Linked DNA regions of Mus musculus: all the other regions are linked to region 1. The links are chromatin loops, found by intact Hi-C in ENCODE. Cell type or tissue: heart. All regions are shown on one strand.

The links. Hi-C counts contacts between places; a loop is a spot of excess contacts. Peaks named below come from ENCODE experiments on the same cell type or tissue, not always from the same donor. Only the 100,000 strongest peaks of a DNase experiment are listed, where the experiment ranks them.
Region 2: a loop joins it to region 1, with 2.1 times the contacts of the local background. A loop is called at or near these places in 8 of 42 quality-filtered maps.
Region 3: it touches region 1 in a loop (2.0-fold over the local background); 3 of 42 quality-filtered maps call a loop at or near these places.
Region 4: it touches region 1 in a loop (4-fold over the local background); 40 of 42 quality-filtered maps call a loop at or near these places.
Region 5: a loop joins it to region 1, with 2.8 times the contacts of the local background. A loop is called at or near these places in 14 of 42 quality-filtered maps.

What each region holds. Positions count from the first base shown.
Region 1 is chr2:103,967,143-103,971,142 of GRCm38, reverse strand. It overlaps Lmo2 (LIM domain only 2), which reads right to left and starts at 856. Exons shown (of 3, transcript NM_008505.4): 1 at 431-856. The coding sequence starts at 681. All of the region lies in intron 1 of Gm38515 (a long non-coding RNA gene), which reads left to right. In heart, CTCF peaks have their summits at 715 (motif pointing left) and 1,573; DNase peaks (open chromatin) are centred at 302, 892 and 1,572; H3K4me3 peaks cover 2,315 bases; H3K27ac peaks cover 2,046 bases; H3K27me3 peaks cover 291 bases.
Region 2 is chr2:103,894,455-103,898,454 of GRCm38, reverse strand. Gm34948 (a long non-coding RNA gene) reads left to right here and starts at 2,189. Exons shown (of 4, transcript XR_866599.2): 1 at 2,189-2,339. It overlaps Gm39895 (a long non-coding RNA gene), which reads right to left. Exons shown (of 3, transcript XR_866597.3): 2 at 3,588-3,792; 3 at 2,267-3,494. In heart, a CTCF peak has its summit at 1,505; DNase peaks (open chromatin) are centred at 1,344, 2,164 and 3,154; H3K27ac peaks cover 3,909 bases.
Region 3 is chr2:103,795,456-103,799,455 of GRCm38, reverse strand. Caprin1 (cell cycle associated protein 1) reads left to right here and starts at 1,816. Exons shown (of 19, transcript NM_016739.3): 1 at 1,816-1,993; 2 at 2,516-2,725. The coding sequence starts at 2,516. In heart, CTCF peaks have their summits at 1,974 and 2,175; DNase peaks (open chromatin) are centred at 1,815, 2,245, 2,975 and 3,485; H3K4me3 peaks cover 3,251 bases; H3K27ac peaks cover 3,431 bases.
Region 4 is chr2:103,869,718-103,873,717 of GRCm38, reverse strand. No RefSeq gene overlaps it. Among named protein-coding and RNA genes, the nearest start is that of Gm39895, 22 kb to the left of the region's middle. In heart, CTCF peaks have their summits at 417 (motif pointing left) and 1,597 (motif pointing left); a DNase peak (open chromatin) is centred at 1,577; H3K27me3 peaks cover 589 bases.
Region 5 is chr2:103,565,204-103,569,203 of GRCm38, reverse strand. It overlaps Abtb2 (ankyrin repeat and BTB (POZ) domain containing 2), which reads right to left and starts at 2,894. Exons shown (of 17, transcript NM_178890.3): 1 at 1,595-2,894. The coding sequence starts at 2,477. In heart, CTCF peaks have their summits at 2,311 and 2,997; DNase peaks (open chromatin) are centred at 1,773, 2,443, 2,963 and 3,673; H3K4me3 peaks cover 4,000 bases; H3K27ac peaks cover 3,290 bases.

The DNA of each region.
Region 1 (4,000 bases):
AGGAGAGTCGACGTCGGAGACCCCGGGATGTTCTAGTTGGGATGCCCCCCTTTCCAAGGCCAAATGGACAAAAAGGAAGGGAACCTGGAGAGGGTGGGACGAAAAGGGAGAAGGCAGAATCTTGTCCTCCACTCTCCCTGCCCTGCACCTGTGCCTCAGAGCTCCGGGTGCCAGCTCCTGGGCAAACTTTCTGGCCCTGGTAAAGGTTTGGGGAGCTTTCCAGATAGCCCGGAGCGGTCCGCAGGGTCGATCCCAGTTACAGCTTCCGCCGCCCAGTCCCTCTCGGTGTTTCCAGAGTCACCCGCGAGGAAAGAGAACCCCTGGGAGACGGAGGGATCAAGGGCACGCTGCGGGCGCGCACCTGGAGTCAGCCCCTCGCGCCTAGCCTGGGACCCTGTTTGGGGTGCCGGAACAGAAGCGCCACACTTACTCAGACGGGTCCAGGCTCTTCCTTTCGATGGCCGAGGACATTGGGGAGGGGGGCGGCGTGCCGGGCGGCGGGGGCGCTCCCTTTGTGGCGCGTGGCTGGCTAGCTGCCTGGACTCGGACCCCCTCGGGTGCTCGGGCGCCGCCGCTCCTGCGCCTCCTCTTGCTCGGTCGCTCCGCTGGCGAGCTCGCCCCTCCACGCTCAAGGACAGTCACCGCGCTCCCTTCAAACGCCAAAGAGAGAGAGCGAATCATCCAGCTGCCCGGCGCGCGGCGGCCAAGGCAGGGGGCCGGGGAGCAGCCCGGCCTCCCTCCGGTGGCTGCGACAGCTGCCGCTGCTCAGGACTTAACCTTCCATCCCGGTCCCGCTGCCGTCACCACAGCCGCCGCCGCCGCCGCCCGGTCCCGATCGCGCGCAGTAGCCGGCTCCGCCCGGTCGCCCCGAGCCCCTCGCACCTTCGCCGGGGTCGGGGCGCCGGGGGCAGTGAGGGGGCGGCGGCCTGGGGGCGGGGAGCTGACCGCGCGGCTCTCCCCAGGCTCCCTCCTCTCTCGCGAAGGTCTATTTTCGCTCAGCTTCCCTCTGTCTCTGGTTTCATTTCCTTTTTCCTGATCACGATTCAAATACAATAGAAGGAAATCACATTTAAAGAGACAGCTGCCCGCCCCCTCCCCCCTTTTTTTCTTCCTTTTTTTTTTTTTTTTTAAACGGGGCTCCTGGGGATTAGCAATCCAAATAGCGGCGGCGGCGGCGGCGGCGGCGGCAGCGGCAGCAGCAGCAACGGCGACAGCGGCAGCCCTGACTTGGCTTCTTAAAAGGGCCCGCGGCAGAGACCGAGAGTCTCCCCTGAGCCCCTCTCCTGGGGCAAGAATCCCGCTGCCACTAAACTGTCTTTTTCAGAGTTCCCCTTCTTCTGCCTTTCCCTTTGGCCTCAGGCTGAAAGTAACCACTCGCCCGTTCCAGCAGGAAAGAAAAGACAAGAATGTGAAATAAGCACCTGCAGAAATGCAAGCGTTGCTAATGGCTGGCTAGCGCGCGCTCGTCTCGGGTTCGAGGTCCCAAGTCCACAGTCGTGGTGCTCTGCGATGCCCGAGACAGTGCGGCTCTGCTGGCGGCAAGCTAGTAGCTGCGACTGCTCTCCAGAGAGGGGCGCAAGCTGTGTGACCAGGAACCTCACGCGCTAGGTGCGCCTGAGCAGAGCTGGGGGCAGCTAATCCCGCAGGGAGGGTGTCTGGGAGGGACCACGTTGTCCGGGTCTCCTCTCCATCTGCTGGCGGCAGAATTCCCTCCCCTAGCCTCTTTCAAAGAGCGAACTCCAGCGGTGAGGCTGGCCCTCTCTGTAAAGTATCAGCAGCAATACTTGCTTGGACCGGAGGAAGTTCCTTCCCGATAAAAAGACTTTCAGTTATTACTTACTATTATTTTGTCTTATATAAAACAAAGAAAAGGGCAGGTTTCTCCTTCAAGCTTGAAGACAAGTTCTAGAAGGAGAAAGAAATACAGAAGGGAAGAGATGGATTCCAGCTAGCTACTTTTCAGGAGAAAAACCTAGGTCCCCCTGGGCCTTGAGTTCCTTGAAACTGAGTCCAGAAATGATCGTTCAAGGCCCGTTAGCTTATGATGATGACAGTCTTCAGGTTTGTAAAGAGGAAAGTCCCGAGTGCTCTCAGAATCCATTGTTTAGTAAGAACAGCCCGGATCAAAGACATAGGCATTTCAGCCCCAATTTAAAGATTGCTTTAATAACCTAGACCAGCTCACCCCGGAAGATGATAGTCAGAAATGAATTCCCGGATTCCCCGTACTGAGCAAAGTCCTCCCTGATTTCTCCCTAGCAATAGCCTGAACCACTACCCACAGATTCGTGTCATTTCCCTCTCTCTCCATGTCCTGACACGTATACTGAAAGGGAATAATTAAAATCTGTGTTTGTGCGCCTGCCCTCGTGTTGGTCCAAAACCCACCTTCAGTGTATAAAAAGATATTTTCTATTTAAGTCCTTAGTTTTTCTAAATTAAAAAACAAATTTTTTACAATGTTTAGGCAAGCCTAAATTATATGATAAATACATAACTTGTTATTCTACTTTCATTTCTATCTGAAGTGAAAATAAACATTGTTAGTGGTAGCACAGGCCAGTAATCCCAGGTCAGGCAGGGCAGGAGCATTAGGGATTCTAAGTCATCCTCCCCTACAAAGTTCGTCACAGGCCAGTCTGGGCTACAGGAGACAGTGTCTCAAAACCAAAACCAAAAGAAGAAAAAGAAACAATGAAAACACACGGGTTGTGATTAGCAGTATATCTACTTAATAATGATGTTTTAATGCCGAGCCACTAGAACCATATTTCCTGGGGTTGCTTTAGACTCTTATCAGCTCATGTGACTAGGAAAACTACCTTCAAGATACGGCATGAAGAAAGTGGCTGAGGAGTTTGCCTGTATTGTAACCTCCCTTTTACCATCATGTGAACTCAGCTGAACAAGCAGAATTTACACTTTCAGCATCCTTGTTAGTAAAATGGGAATAATGGGATTTACTAACTAGAGGGTTTGGTGTAAGGATTGATGGAACTATACACCCATCATGTGGTACATGGATCTCTAATGAAATGGGAGCATATATATATATATATATATATATATATATATATATATATATACACATATACATATATATGTATATATATATACATACACACATATATACACATATATGTATATCTGTATATATGCATATGTATTCATATATACATATACATATATATGCATATGTATGCATATATACATATATATAACTATGTACCCAGCATGTGACCCATGGATCTGTAATTAAATGTGTGTGTATTTGTTGTTGTTGTTGCTCCAATTTCCCATAGCATTGGAATGAGTTATTAAAATAAATATCTCCTTGGATTCTAAGAGGTAACTTTGGAATGGCCAATTGTGCTTTTGCTTTGACCTGAGTGTGCTAAGGGGGCGGAGGGAGATACTTTCATGACTTTGGGTCAATTTCTTGTCTTTCACAACTCTTTGGAGGGAGCCTTCTTTGAGAAGGTACGTCTTTGATATGATGATATCTTAAGATTTCAATTTCACACACCATGGCTGTAAGAAATTACTGCCTACTGGTGGGACTTCATTCCCATTCTATGGGCAATTAAGTCGCCTAAATTTAAGTATAACATTTAGAATCAAGCCTCAAAATGTGTTTTTTATGTCTTTTTATTATGAGTGATTTTAAAGCAATCATGGCCTTACGGTATCTTCCCATAGCATCCAGTAACTGCCACGTTCAGGCAAGATTCAGCTACTCTGAGGCAATTCGAATGTGTAGAACGAGAGCTAAAGAAATCTTTGTTTGATCCCTACCCAGCAAGACTAAACTGTACCTTCTCCTCTACCCTCAAAATATTAAATACCCGGAAGTTTAGACATTCCCAAGCTTTCCTTCTGAAATAAGGATGTCAGAAGTCTGAATCAGTCTGCGTGATAAACATGACCACAGATAGGTTATTTTTCCTCACTGGAACCCCCCTTTTATTTTCTTCTTAGTACATTTACAAGTACATTCTTT
Region 2 (4,000 bases), 73 kb after region 1:
ACTAGGTACACAGTGATAAATAAAATATATAAGGTCTCTGTGTCTTTAAAGAGTTTACTAGGGGCTAACCAGAGTGCTCAGTGGGTAGAGAGTACTTGTTGACAAACCTGACAACCTGAGTTTGATGCCAAGGACCCACAGGGTTGAAGGAAAAAACCTGACTCCTGCGATTTGACCTCTGACCTCCACATGTACAACATGACTCATGTGCACCCACACATACACACACAGAGCTAACTTATTGGTCAGTTTTATGTCAACTTGACACAAGCTAGACTCATCTGGAAGAGGGAGCTTCAACCGAGAAAATGCCACCATGAGATTTACCTATACACATGTCTGTAGTGCATTCTCTTGAGTAATGATGGATGTGGGAAGTCCCAGCTCACTGCAGATGGTCCTGAGTGCTACAAGAAAGCAAGCCAGGAAGCAGCATCCCTTCCCGGTTTCTGTATCAGCTCCTGCCTCCAGGTGTCCGACTTGAATTCTTGCCTTGACCTTCCTCAGTGGACTATTACACAGGATAGGTAAACTAAATAAACTCCATCCTCCCCAAGTTGCCTTTTGGTCAGTGTTTTATCACAGCAATAGACCTAACTAAGACGTGAAAGAAAGGAAAAGGGAAAGGGAAAGGGAAAGGGGAAGGGGAAGGGGAAGGGGAAGGGGAAGGGGAAGGGGAAGGGGAAGGGGAAGGGGAAGGGGAAGGAGAAGGAGAAGGAGAAGGAGAAGGAGAAGGAGAAGGAGAAGGAGAAGGAGAAGGAAAAGGAAAAGGAAAAGGAAAAGGAAAAGGAAAAGTAGTTTGCTAGAAATCCCAACGTGTGGGTAATGAATTCTGTAAGTAGTGCCCGAACTGTATTATGTCTCACAAGCCTTTCTGGGGCAGTGGGGGAGCTGCTTTCTGTGGGATTAAGAGTCAATGGGTCTCCCTTACTTCCCTCATTAAGCATTTAACACTTATTTACTATTTTTGTATGTATAACTAGACCAAGTGTTTTGCACAGGTATCTAATTTCATCCCAGCCACAGCACTCTGAGAAGGATATTTTTACCCCCATTTACCAGCTGAAGAAATAGAGGATCTGAGAGGAAAAGTGATTTTCCTAAGAGCATAGGACCACTACGTGACAGATATGAACCCAAGGCATCAATCAGACTGGAGCCCACCAGGCTGTCCCCCCACTCCCCATTCTGCCCTGTTACATCCCCTGCTAGGTGCTGCATGAGGCAGCCCAGACCAGCACACTCCGCCCCAGGCCCCTCAGAAAGCATCGAGGGGCCTCACTCATACCAGTTCCAGTAAAAAAGGACAGAGCCCTTTGTTTGACAAACTTTGTTCCCACCCTGTGCACAGAGGGTGTTTTTCTCTCTGAAGCCTGACCCGGGCTGAGATAAGCATGATTCTGGGAGTTTGTTTGTGGGGCTGCTCTAGGTAAAAGCTTCCAGTAGCCTGGGGCAGCCTGAAGCAGCCTGGGGCAGCCTGGGTGGATAAGGGCAGCACCCAGTGGTGCCTGAGATGCATGCCAAGGGCAGGGAGAGAGAGATGGGCTCTATTTCAGGTTGCTGTGTTCCAAGTTCAGTTGATATTAGAGGGGAAAAGGAAACAAGAACTACAATAGTGATACTAATAGCTAATTAAGTGTTTGCAAACACTAAATTAATTCCATTTAATCCCTCCGGCAAACATTTCAATCATCTTGTATCATCTCCCATTTTATAAACGGGAAAACTGAGACCCAAGGAATGAACCTGCCAAAGCCACACAGTTGGTGACCCCATAAAGCCCGGCCTCCCCAGTACCAAAGCACTTGCTGGAACCAAGGGTAGAAATCAGAGACTCTGTCCTGCTTCCCTCTCTCCAGGATCATAGCTTGGGGGCGAGGTTGGACTGCCCCTGTTGGAGAGCTTTCCTGTGGGACTCTAAAGTCTCTGGCCAGCCAAGGGTCCGTGGGGCCACACTATCACACTGAAGTGGAGTGCAGAGGAAGTGACTCAATCATCAAAGGTCTGCTCTTCCTCAGGGAACTGTCCCTAATCACAATTATGCCACTACAATAATACAGTTTCTGAGAGGCTGCGAGCTGGGGCCCTGTGTCACCATGTAAACTGTTTCCTGTATCTGCCAACTCCAACAGCCTTCAGCAATTAATAGAATCCAGCTAGGCCAACCACCCTGATAAGGTGAGAGCCACACTGCTGCTGGCCTTGTTGTTCTGATGACGAATAGCCCCACTGCACACAGGCATGCTATCCTCCCTACAGCTCAGGGACACAGAGCCCGGGGCCCCCAGGAGGCCGTGGAAAGCCAAGAACATTTTGCCTGGTTTGGAAATTTCCTGGAGGTAAAAATTATTTTAATTCTCCTGATTAAAAAAAAAAAAGTCATGATTATCTGACCATCCCCAGGACTCTGGGACAAGGAATGTTTGGGGATTGACCTAAGACAGAGACCCACAGACAAGTCCCAAAGTGACTCAAGGGAAGGCGTTGGGAAATGCTGGTACAGTGACCTCAGGGTCATATGTGGGACATTCATGATCACTATAATAAACTGCTCTTCGGTCAGTGAGATGGCTCAGTGGGTAAATGCACTTGCTGCCAAGCCTGATGAAGAGTCTAATCCTCGGGGCACATATGGTGGAAGGAGAGAACTAACTCCCAAAAGTTGTTCTCTGATCTCCACACACATACATACACAGCAGCACAGATGTTCACACACACACACACACATTAAATAAATAAACAGGATTTTAAAATAGATGAGTGAACTGCTGTATAAACCTGGGGAAATTCTCCATGTTTCCCAAATGCTGTCAGCTGCCACACTTCACCATACAGGGCCTCCCCAAATCTCCAGGGGTCATGCACCTTGATCATGATGGTGCCCAGCACACCCCACAGCACAGGGTCCAACACAGCAGGAGCTCTTACTATAGCTCTCTCAGGCCTGTGTTTTTATCGCATGACCGGTGCCCTCATTTCTTGTCACTGGGTGGGGCACGTTCATTTTCTTGGGAAAGGTCAATCGTCTACCTTCTCTGGGGGCAATGCTGACTAATTAACTCATTTGGACTGTAGGCCAACTTTGCACAGGTTCACGCCTGATCCGGTTGTGCCAAACGAGGTGTGACCCTGCTGCACCTCTCAGGGGAGTGACACCTCAGAGCTTGCTCACTTTCCCCCTCCCAAGAACAATGCAAATGAGAGCAGAGGGGTTTTTGCTTGAATGGCCCCAAGAACCTCTGGGTGGGGGGGGAAGGGCGGAGCCCAGAGGATGTGGATGTTTTAAAATTAGCCTTCATTTTGCCCAGAAGACTCTGTTGAGGTGATTTGCAAATTGTGCAGGGTAATTTCCTCTGGTTTGGGCCTTTTGTGTCGCTGTGAGTTGTCGTTCTATGTTGGGCTCATTCTGCTGAACGTTCTTGGTAGAAGTCACTTTTTAAAGCTCTGGTTTCTACGCTTGAATAGAAGGAAGCAGGGAGGTAGCATTTGAAAGCCTGAGGGGAGAAGGGTGGAAGGCAATTTAGCCATGAGGAGCAGAGTCCTGGCTCCGTGCTTCCCAGCTGTGTGACCTTGGATGAGTTAGTTACCTGTACAATCTGTTTCCTCATCTAGAGCATGGTGATAACTATCAGGCTTCTGTACAGGGCTATGGCGTTCAGTGAACATAGATGCTCAGAGCCAACATATTGAGCTATTAAATGGTTTTTAAGTTGTGCTAAGCATCCTTCCCTGCTCCTGTGTCAAGACCTTCCTTTGGAATAGCAGACTCACACAGCACCCATTATGTATATCCTAGAATAGAACACACAGCTCAGGCCAAGCTCATACTCCACCAAAGATGGGGTGAGGCAACTCAATCCCCTGCTGGGTATTCAGCTGGCGGGGGGGCGGGGGGGGGGGGGAGGAAAGGTTCGGAGTGGGGGTCGGGAGGGAGTGTTCAGACAGCTATGGTTAGCAGACATTTCTCCTTTTCACTTTTGTCAAAGGCAAACACTCTGTA
Region 3 (4,000 bases), 170 kb after region 1:
CTGTGTAATAGCCCTGGCTGTCCTGGAACTCTCTGGGTAGACCAGGCTGGCCTCAAACTCAGAGATCCACCTGCCTCCCCAGTGCTGGGATTAAAGGCCTGCACTGCCATGACAGTAAGAGTGATTTAAACCACATTTGATGAAATTAACATTCCCTATGTCACTCAGCAAATATCGAAGCCAGGCCCCTTTATGGCTTTCTTTTTTATTTTTGGTTTTTCGAGACAGGGTTTCTCTGTGCAGCCCTGGCTGTCCTGGAACTTACTCTGTAGACCAGGTTGGCCTTGAATTCAGAATATCTGCCTGCCTCTGCCTCCCAAGTGCTGGGATTAAAGGTGTGCGCCACCACTGCCCGGCTTATGGCTTTCTTTCTTACTCTTTCTAGCCACTGTGAAACACATTAAGGTTTTGCCATATTCTCCTATGTCACTCTTGTTCAGTCTGGAACTTACTAGGTAGACTAGGCTAGTCTAGTAGTCTTGAGCTTAAGAGGCCTGCCTGTCTCTGCCTCTCCAGTGCTTGGATTAAAGGCAGGAGCACTAACCAAGCTCCTCTCAGATCTTGCTCAATGGTGTTTCTTTTACTAGAAAGGTCCTCCTCTAAGCTCTCTTTGCTTCCTCCAGTCCTGGCTCAGAAGTACCCAGGAAGGTTTTCATTCCCCATCACCTTTTTTTCTTCCTTTGGTTTGTTATTTTTGTGCATACCTCCCAATACAAACACTGTGAAAAAAAAAAAGCTGTTTTGTTCACCATCTCTAGCACTGCAGATTTCCTAGCATGCCATAAGGTGCTCGATAAATACTTAAAAGCACAGATTACAGACTTTACAGTTAAGTGGAGTGAGTATCTCAAGGCCACGGGGTGCTGCTGTTTCTCCAGGCTCCCTCAGGATATACTGGTGCCAGCCAGTGTTAGTCATTTTAATTCTTTGATAGAACCCTCTTCTAAATTTCCTTTTCATGGATTTTAAATTATAAATTGGTCATTTACTGCTCTCATACATCATGTTGCTGAATTTTCCACGGATCATATTCCTTTTAGTACCTTTCTCTAGATCACTCATTTTTTCCTTTTACTCGTTATCCACCCTCTTTGACCACCCCCCCGCCCCCCAAATAATTCTCCTGGACAAAAAAGTGCCCCCCTCGCACCCCCTCCCGGCATCTTGCATAGTCTTTAAAGTTTTGGGTAAAATCTTAAACAAATCGGGTAAAGATAAGTAATTCCTGATAGGGCGTACTTATCTATCTCAGGGTAGGAGAAGACGGGTTTTTAACATGACTGGGGTAATTAAGGAGATCAAAAAGCCATGAAGGATGTTCATTCTCCATGCCTAGGTTATTGTATAATTATTATGTGGCAAGTTGCCTTTTCTCAGACCTTTTAGGGTGAGTTTGCATGCTCTCCATACAGAAGGAATTCTAGAAGCTGGGATTGCACCACCCACCCCACGCACCCCTTACTTGCAGAAACCTTTGCCCCTCCAACCCCCACTCCCACCAAATAAGGGCTCTACAAGGGGCAGTCCTCAGCTCCAGAGCCTGAGGCTTGACACCCATTGTCCCCGTTAGGATGTCAAGAGATTTCGCCTGAAGGACCCCAGCTTAGGTTTCACTCAAAACTCAAGGATCTGGGATAACGGTCTCCGTGAGGGTACTTTCCAGATATGCAAAGGGACAGGAACCTGGCGCCGAGGACACGGCCCGACGGGAGGCGCGGTCCGGTGACCTTTTTTCGACAGGCATTCCAGTCGGGCAGCCTCACCGGCTTGAAGGCCCTCGCTCCCTATTGCTCCCGCCCCCCCTCGTTGCAGAGCGCTGGCTGGCTAAGTCCCTCCCGCGCCGGCTCTTGTCCCACTAGGAGCAGCTCAGAGCCGCGGGGACAGGGCGAAGCGGCCTGCGCCCACGGAGCGCACGTCTCTGTTCTCAACGCAGCACCACCCTTGCCCCCCTCGGCTGCCCACTCCAGACGTCCAGCGGCTCCGCGCGCGCACGGTGAGCGCCATCCCGGATCAAAGGCGCCGAAGGGGAAGAAGGCCGCTGTACCTGGGTGTCCTTTTTACCTTCGGAGCGGTCCGAGCGGCTGGGAGGGCTCGCTCAGGGCCTCCCCACCCCCACCCCCAACCCGGTCACTCCAAGTGCCCTTCTCCACCCCTGGCCCTGACCTTTGTCCCTCTCGTTCTCGCAAGGCAACGGGTGCCACTTGCCCCGATGGGGACCGTTGCCCTGGCGGTTGACGGCGGCCGTGCCAGGCCCCGCCCCCGGCGCGAGCTTGGTGCCCCGGGGAGGGGGGAGGGGCGGGCGGCCCGGCGCCCCGCTGGCGGGTCGCGCGCGTGCCCGTGGGCCCCTTCCTGCCGGCGGCGCGCGCCGCCCCCTCCCCCCACCGCGCGCGCGCGTAGCCGCCTGCCCGCCCGCCCGCTGCGCGTTTTGTCCCGCGTCTCTCCCCGTCCGTCTCCTGACTTGCTGGTCTTGTCCTTCCCTCCCGCTTTTTTCCTCTCCTCTCTTCTCGGTCTAAAGATGCCCTCGGCCACCAGCCACAGCGGAAGCGGCAGCAAATCGTCGGGACCGCCGCCGCCGTCCGGTTCCTCCGGGAGTGAGGCGGCGGCCGGGGCAGCTGCGCCGGCTTCTCAGCATCCGGCAACCGGCACCGGCGCCGTCCAGACCGAGGCCATGAAGCAGATTCTCGGCGTAATCGACAAGAAACTTCGGAACCTGGAGAAGAAAAAGGTGCGAGGAGTTAGTGGAGAGGGAGGGCTCGTGGCTCCAGCCCTACACCGGTCCCGGCGGTGGATGGTGCTCCTTGCCCAGAAAACGGGCGCCTCGGGGAGGTGCCTGTCACCTGACCCCAACGCGGCGCTGCCTCTAGGCCTCGGTTACTCACATCAGGCTGAGCGGGGCCTTTCCGCCTGGTGACCGGTTGCTTGGGTGGTGGGCCCGTTGCTGGGTATGCTCCCAAACTGAGGCCTGACTTTTGAAGGAGGCCAAGGGGAAGAAACAGTGTGCCCGGCCCGATTGCTCGTGGAGTTGAGCGGTCCATGCCTTGTAACTGTGGCGTTTGCCTTTGGTACCTAGGCTGGGGGCTGGTGGAATGGCTCTCTTCCCAAGAAAAGATATGTGTCTAGACCTGAACTAGGGTTGCAGTCCCGTCAAGTCCTAGTTAAGCGGGCCTTTGCTTGGGTACCCCCGCCCCCTTCCGATGGGCTCCCTACGTTTCCCCCTTTGTTTCGATTGTCTGGGTGCTTGGAACCTCACGCCCAGCCTAGTCACGAGGTAGTTTTTAAATGAGTGTTTTTTGTTGTTGTTTTTTGCCATGACCTTTTCTTTTTAATTTATTATTTTTTACCGCTTCAGCATTCTAAAGGGTCAGGGAGATTTCCTTGATCTTTCGGAGGTGGATCTAGTTTAGACTGGAGACTGCCTCTGGGTCTCTGGGCACATGGAGTGTCTAACATGGCGGCGGCTGCGGGAGAGGGAAGCGCTGTACAGGAGCTGCATTGTGAGCACAAAGCGAAAGCAGAGGGGGAGGGCAGAGACCAGGCAGCAGCCCCGCCTAGCCCCCCCTCCCAAAAAGTCGAGCCACACCCACACTGTTTTGGCTTTAATATTTAGCCATTCTGGACCATACTGTTAGATTACTTAAACCGGCTTTTTTGTTTTATGCGTTTAGTGTAGGACCGTATACCAACACAGTTTAGAGGAAGAGTCTGGGTAGAAGTAAATTTCTACCCTGATTAAGAAAAGTAGTGGAAAGGGACAAACATGGGGTGGTAGAGTGAAAATGGAGGCAATTTACCTGGAACTGTTATTCTAACTTGCCCTTTTACATTAAGTATAATGTAACTTTTGATAACTTATGCCTGCCGGGGCATATTTTAAAATTTTGAAAAATTCCCATGAAGATGTTTAGTTAGTTGTTTAACTAGTTAGAGGAGATTAGTGAGATAGGATATTGGCTAAAAATCTGAGCTGTAGGAGGTAAGTTGGAAAAATCCAGGCTATTTA
Region 4 (4,000 bases), 97 kb after region 1:
GTCAGCCCTATACTTGTGTGTCCCACAACCTCAGTTCCAACCTATTAAAAATATTTGGGGGAAAAATGGATGCTACGAAGGACCGGGAGAGCGGAGCATGTGCGGTGTGTCAGGGATGAAGGCACTGAGTTCCTCCCCAGCATCACATAGATCACATAGGTTGTGCAGTCCTGTGACCCAGCACGCAGGAGGGAGAGGTAAGAAGACAAAGAGTTCAACATCATCCTCACCTCCATGGTTAGCTTGAAACCAGCCTGAGATAGTGAAACTTTGTATCTTAAAAGATATATAAAAATTATAGGGCTGGTGAGATGGCTCAGTGGGTAAGAGCACCCGACTGCTCTTCCAAAGGTCAGGAGTTCAAATCCCAGCAACCACATGGTGGCTCACAACTATCTGTAACAGGATCTGACGCCCTCTTCTGGAGTGTCTGAAGACAGCTACAGTGTACTTACATATAATGAATAAATAAATCTTTAAAAAAAAATTATATCAAGCCTGGCAGTGATGGTGCACACCTTTAGTCCCAACACTCAGGAGGCAGAAGCAGGGGGATTTCTGAATTCCAGGCCAACCTGGTCTGCAGAGTGAGTTCCAGGAGAGCCAGGACTACATAGAGAAATATGTCTCAAAAGCAAGCAAACAAACAACAACAACAACAAAAATATCAACACAAAATGGTGAACTTTAAAAAAAATCATTATTTACAATTGTATTCTGTAGTAGAGGTGATTTGAAGTACAAAGTACACAGAGGACATGCACTGGTTATATAGAAACGCTATGCCTCTCTACATAAAGACCTGAGTATAAGCCAGGCGTGGTGGCACACGCATTTAATCCCAGCACTCGGGAGGCAGAGGTAGGCGGATTTCTGAGTTCGAGGCCAGCCTGGTCTGTAAAGTGAGTTCCAGGACAGCCAGGGCTATACAGAGAAACCCTGTCTCGAAAAACCAGAAAACACCAAAATCCAAAAACCAAAAACCAAACAAAAACAAACAAACAAACAAAAAAGACCTGAGTATACATGAGTATATCCAGCAAGTACTAGAACCAACCACCCATGAAAACACAAGGGCATGCAATTTATTTAGCAGATCGTTAACCAAGAAGGGAGCCCTGGTGTTCTATCAGGTCCAGCTAAAGAAATGACTAGCAAGATGACACATCTGTCACCATGCCTGAGAATGTGAGTTCAATCCCAGGAGCCAACATGCTATACAGAGAGAACCAACTCCCTCGAGTGTCTTCTGGCCTTCATACATGTGCTGTGACACATTTGTTCATGCACATGCCTGTACACACCACACACACACACACACACACACACACACACACACACACACACACCTGGAACGTTGCTGATAAAGGCTAACAGCATTTTTTTTTTCTTGGCTTACTGATTTATCAAAAATCCTGCCTGTGCCTGGACACCCAGTGCATGAGGATGTGCAATTACAGAGCTAGCAGCTGTGTGTGTCCCCATCCCTGCCCGCACCTCTGATGCTGCCGGTCTCAGTGTCTCCCTTGCCTTCAGGCTCTTGGCTCAGGCTTTGGGATCTCAGGAGATGACAAACCAGCATCGCCACCTGGAGGACAGCACGAGAATCAGGGTAAGAAAAGACTGTCAGGGGCTCCAGACAAACTAACTCAGCTGTTTTGTGCACTTGTGCTGTGCTAATGAGACTGAGTTCACAGGCTCATCCCCAGAGGGACCAATTAGCACGACACTGAGAGGCACCCTTTGGAGCACAGCCTCGGTCGCTACCCTTGGCCCCCAAGTCACATTTGTGTGTGGCTGTTGGTCAGGAAGTGGCTTCGTCAATCTAAACTTACTTTTCATAATTTCTAATAAGCCCAGTTGTAAAGCCGTGTGGGAACAACACAGTGATGAAGAGCTGTCCCCTACTCCTAAGAGCCATGAGCCTGCAACAATGTTTCCTCAAATGAGCCCAAGACACTAGCAGGAGCCGTGAGGATAAATGGTTCCACAGTGCCAAATTAGCTCAGAGAACATTGATCTAATCAACGTGAGGGGATTCTTTTCAGGAGAGCGCCTCAGAGCCATCTGCCTGCTGATGGAGGCTGTTCATTTTCTGAGATGTTGTGTGTCATGCTTCCCAAGTCTAGCAGGCACAGGCAATCCCTCCTCCCACTCCACCCTCCAATTTAAAAAAAAAAATGGTTTGAAGTAATTTTAAGTAATAAATGATCTGACCCAGGGTGTGGCTACTTCTACAAGAATATGTATTTTAAGAGACAGTTTGTCCACAGAGAAAGGATCACAGTTTAATGCCAAGATTACTTTTTAAAAATAGATTGTAACATGATGTCCTATTAAAAAGATAGAACACTTGAGAAGGAAGAAAAAAAACACTCAAAAAGGCACCAAAATATTAGTAGTATTGACCTGTTGGAGTGGCTGTTATATCTCTATGTGTTCTTCAGGGTTTCCTCAGTGAGCATTTATACAAAGTTTAAAGCAATGGGGCTGGAAAGATGACTCTATAGATAAGAGCACTTGCTGCTCCTGCCGAGGTCCCAGGTGCAATGCCCAGCACCCATGTGACAGCTCAAGTGTCTGTGACTCCAGTTCAAGGGGATTCGTCTCCCTCTTCTGGCTCCCGAGAGCACCAGGAGTGCATGTGGTACATAGACATACAAGCAGGCAAAACACCCATCCGCAGAACATAAAGATACGTCATGAGGCTCGGTGCACACACTGTTAATCTCAGAACTCGGAGGGCAGAGGCAGGTTGATGTTTGAGGCCAGCCTGGTCTGTATACCAAGTCCCAAGACATCCAGGACTACAGAGTCAGACCCCATCTCAAAAACAAAGTAGTAATAATAACAATAATAATAATAACAACAACAATAATAATAACCACAGGGGTTGGAGAGATAGATGGCTCTTAGGTACAAGCACTTGTTGCCTCCTCAGAGTTACTGGGTTCAGTTCTCAGCACCCTTGAGGTGTCTCACAACCATTCCTAAATCCAGTTCCAGAAGATCTGATGTCCTCTTCTGACCTCTCTTGGCACCAAACATGCATACAGTGTACATACAAACATACGTGCAGGCAAAATAATCAAACACATAAAATAAAAGAAATAACTATTTGTCAGCCTGGTCTTCAGAGCGAGTTCCAGAACAGCCAGGGCTACACAGAGAGACCCTGTCTTGAAAAATAATAAATAAATAGATAAATAATATTTTAAATAAAGCCATAGAGCACATATTGTAGGGGAGTGTACTGTATTCATAAGGTTATTATAAATGTGTAACCCATGTTAACACTTAGGGAGGGTAACTAAGTGTCTAGACAATGAATCACAGAAACTGTCTCATTTAAATGACACATAAATCAGATGAGGTAAGGCGGTGTCTTTTGTCCCCATTTAAACTCGGATAAAGGGGAATAAACAAAAAAATAAGCTGTCTAGAATCAGAATCTGGACCATAACCTCCCTTTTGCCATCTACCCCACTGCCAACAGACACATGCTGGCACCACCACCACCACCACCATCACCACCACCACGAGGGATGAGATTACTTCACCAGGGACAGAGAAGTAAACAATGAAAACGATGACCTCATTGTAGGCCATTCAGTGTCATGTATTAAATACTCACTTAACTTGTTTTGACCCTGTGTCAAAATGCCTGACCAAAGACACTTTAAAGGAGGAAGGGTCACAGTTGAGGGTACAGTTTATAACATCAAGACACTCATGACTGGAAGAACCAGAGGAAACTGGCTATGCTGTGCCTGCAATCAAGAAGCAGAGAGAGATGAATGCCGTTCTCAGCTTACTGTGTGTGTCCTTTCTACTCATTGGGGACCGCAGCTCATGGGGTAGTACCACCTACATTTAAGATGGGACATCACCCATCAGTTACCCAAGTGTAGCTAATCTCTCATAGACACACCCAGGGGCTGCTTTAATCTCCAGAGTCCCTCACAATCAAGACCAGACGTTTATCTTCCTAGTGTTTCGA
Region 5 (4,000 bases), 400 kb after region 1:
CAGAAGCACCAGGAAACTTCTCCTCTTGAAGTTTGTTTTTTTGTTTATGAAGACTTTATTATACATGCATGATTGATTAGAATCTTGGCCATTGATTGATCATCAATTTAACCTTCTGTCTTGCCTCACCCCTCTTGTGGGAGGCTGGGGATAGAAGTCAGAAGGTACTAACCCTTTAAAGACTGCTTTATTCTTTCTGGTGACTAATCCCCACCCTGAAACTACCTACAGGTAGCAAGCTCTTACTTAGTCATTGCCATACAAGAATATATTTTCATTTTGGAGATTCCAGGAATTTTAGGGGTTGTATGCAGAAAATGGGGACAGAAACCTAAACACACAGTTCACAGTTTCACACTGCCAATAGACACTGGCTAGTTTATAAAAGTGGTCATCATATACAGAGTGCTAAGTACAGTGACTATTACTGGTATTCTACATTTTATCGTTCTAAATTTTGCTATCCAGAGTATGTTAAGCCACATTGTTCTAAAGTTTAGCTACCATGAGTATGTTAAGCCACGTCTAATTTGACTTTTCTCCCTTTCCAGGATCCACCTGGTCTCCTCCATTACCTGCTTATTTGCCACTGAAAGCTGCACACAAAGTGACCCTTCCAATTGGACCATAAGGTTGGTCCATCTTAAATAATACATGGTGGCCACCCCTGAAGCTGGTGTCAGATAAGCAGTCTGCTGTTGAATGCATGTCGTGCTCTAAACTGCCATAGCAAACGGCAAGTGCTTTGTTTTCACCCTTGGCTCTGAAGCCTTGCAATGCCTTCAGTTGGGGTGCAGCTACCCAGTGCTTAGTTTTCTAGACTCCGCGCCGTGCAGCTGCCCATCCCCCACACTCCATTCCCATAATGCGGTTTACTGAGCCTGTCATCTTTCCTTTCAGGAAAGCCTAAAAGGTTGTGCATTTAATTTAACATGAGGTTTTAATCAAATGCTTACTTGGCTAATGACAGCTGGAAAATTCAGCCCCAGAAGCCAGCGTGTGGCTCTTTCTGGGAAGCAGACTCAAGAGTCTCTGGTTTCCCTCACCTCTGGGCACATAGTATTAAGAGCTGGGAGCTCTCCCTCCACCTCCTGTCAAGAGGCCTGACTATGAGCACCATTAAGCCCAGGGTGCAGCACCAGAAACTGGGCTCTCCATTCTAATCTACCCATCCCATTTATCCAAGGCTCAGGTGTTGAGAGTACAGACCCCTGGGCTGCTTGCTGCCACAGTGCTGAGACAACACCAGAAGAACCACAATCTACCTATGGTGAGGTGAAAATAGACTCCTAGAGATCCAACTAACAGGGAAAACCGTAGCAGGGCAGCAAGACTCACTTTAGAGGGTTCAGGAGTAGTTTGGTCCACGCACCCATTCTCACTCAATTAGTGTACAGTCAACAGAACACTAACCACAACTTTATCCTCAAAAGTTAGACACCTAAAACAACCTTTGACAAGATTTCCACTTAAGAATTCTCCCAGAATTCCGGTGGTTCACTTCACAGCTTGCTCCTAAGAAAATCCACTCCTGGGGTGGCCCACCCAGCCTGTAGGTCAAGGTTCCCTTCACCCACACCCCCCTCGTGCTTACCATTGGCGTTCTTGCCACAGATGAGATGCTCATAGGGTTGCAGGACTCCCCAGAGCTCGGCGTCGTTGTTGATGACCATCTCCAAGGCCTCAGCGGATACCTCTCCACCTCCTGCCCCTCCGCCATCTGGGCTCTGGCTCGCCAGCACCCTGGCCCGGATCTCCTCCACCAGGTTCTCCATGCAAGCCGTTAGCGAGATGGCCGCGTACTCATGGATGCGCACGGAGATGCGAGTGTCCACCATCCAACGGAAGAAGCGGCCCACGGAGAAAGTGAGGCCGCAGCGCGCCGACTTGCCGCGGCGCAGCCCATCCCCAGCGCTCATGCTGTAGAGGGACAACGCCTTGACCGCTGCCAGTGCGCAGCTCTCGGCCAGCGCCCAGCTGTGCACCAGGCGCACCGCACTCTGCACCTCGAAGCGGGTGCACTTAGCGTGCAGCACGCTAAGGCGCTGCGCCTCCCGGGCCACGCGGATGAGCGCCCGGCGGAGGAGTCCGGCCAAGCGTCTCACAGCCTCGGCGGAGAACGAGGGCAGCCTCCGGCCGCCGACGCTTTTGCGGAGCACCCGGGCCACGTCTCCCTCGGTCCAAGGGAACTCCTCCAGCTCCGGGAGCCGCGGGCAGCGGGAGAAGAGGTCGGCCACTTCGGGATCCTCGGGCAGCACTGTGTTCACCGTGTCCCAGCTGTTGTGGCGGCTGTTCATGGAGCCGGAGTAGCACCACCAGGCCGCCCCGCGGTGCTGCTGCGCCGAAGAGTTGAGCGCCTGCGAGTTGGACTTGGAAGACGAAAGGCTGAGCGAGCGGCAGGAGTCGCCGGCCCCATACCCGGAGTCCAAGGTCAAGTCCTCCAGAGTCTTCAATGTGGAGCTGTATGTCCCGGCCATGGGGGAGCCTCCGCGCGCGGCCTCGCCGAGCGAGGGGCTCTCACTGTTCCATGCCCACTTGCCCCGGGGGAAGGGGGCGGAAACCAGCTCTAGGCTCTCGGAGGCGCCCTCCGTGCTCGCCGCGCCGCGCCTCGGGGCCGCAGCATCGCCCGCGCACAGGCCGCGGGAAGGTAGGCGAAGCTCTCAGCCGGCCGGAGCCCGACGCCGTCCGCGTTCAGTCGCGCCGCTGTCAGCGAACGGACTTCCCAGCCCTCCTCCTCTGAACTCGCGCCGCCAGCTCTCAGCTTCCCTTACAGAGCGTCCGGAGAGTCCATCACCACAGAAAGAATCCCGAGAAAACGGGGCGGCCACCGAAGAGCGAGGCGCCCGAGGTCCGTCTGGGACCAGCCGCTGAGAAAGCGCTCCACAAACTTCTACGGGGCGCGGGTTACAGACACAGATAGGTCCTCTGGAGCGGCCCGCATGCAAATACACCCGGGCGGTTCACCAATCATCAGCCACGCCGGGCAAGGGCTATGCCAATGGTTTCCGAGAGGGGCGGGAAATATGCAAATCACCGAGAATGGGGTGTAGCGGGTGGGTATGGCTGAGGGGGTTGGGTGGGGAGAACAAGCGAGCGAGCTGGCAAGGAGGTGGGGCGCAGAGACCCAGAAAGCCGGGGGAACCCGAAAACAGGCCCCAGCGCTGAGGATTAAAAGATAAACGAAAAGGAAAAGCCCCTATGTGCTGTCCCTTTCCCGCCTTCTATGCTTTAGACTTAGGCAGGCAGCTCCTTGTAAAGCTGTGAGCACCCAGCCCAGGGCAGTAGGAAAAGAAAACTGGGAGGAGACCCGACTCACCTTTCTTGTCGACTTTCTACCAAGCCCCTCCTCCTTCTCTTTTGAGAAATGAAAAGCTATTTATGTTTGGAGGGCAGGGGAGCACCTCTGCTTCTCTTCTCAGATCTATCTAGTTTTGTTTATATTGACTTTAGGCTCCAATCGAAACAGACTATCTTAAACTGGGACCTGAAAATAGCCCGGCACTCAGAGGCCTGTGATCACACCCCTGTATCCACTGTTACAGTCCACTGTTTTCCAAGGATTATCTAGGAGGTGGGAGTCCAAACCTAAAGAATGAACGGCTTTCCTCCTACCGGTGTACTATCAGGCGGATCCTTTTTGTCCAAGGTGGGAGGGAGTGCCTGCAAGGAACCAGATGAAAAACGAGGACCTGCGCTGAACACCTCGTGCATGCAGGTGTTCCCTTTTAAGGACTTGCTGGCATGATGTGCGGGTCCGCAGGTCTTCTTCCCCCTCGGGACTCGGTGCCTCCTGGGTACAGTGAATTGCTGTCCTTCCAGTAGCGCCCAGGTGCACCCCAAGCGGCTCGCTAGAGAGCTACTGATTGCATAGATCCACGCCCAGCTCTCGGAGGACCAGCTGCTCCTCCATAACTATTCACACGCACGTGCACAAGCGTGCACCAGCCCCCCTCCAGCAGGACTGCAAAATCAAAGCGCGGATTGTGCACAACGTTCGTCC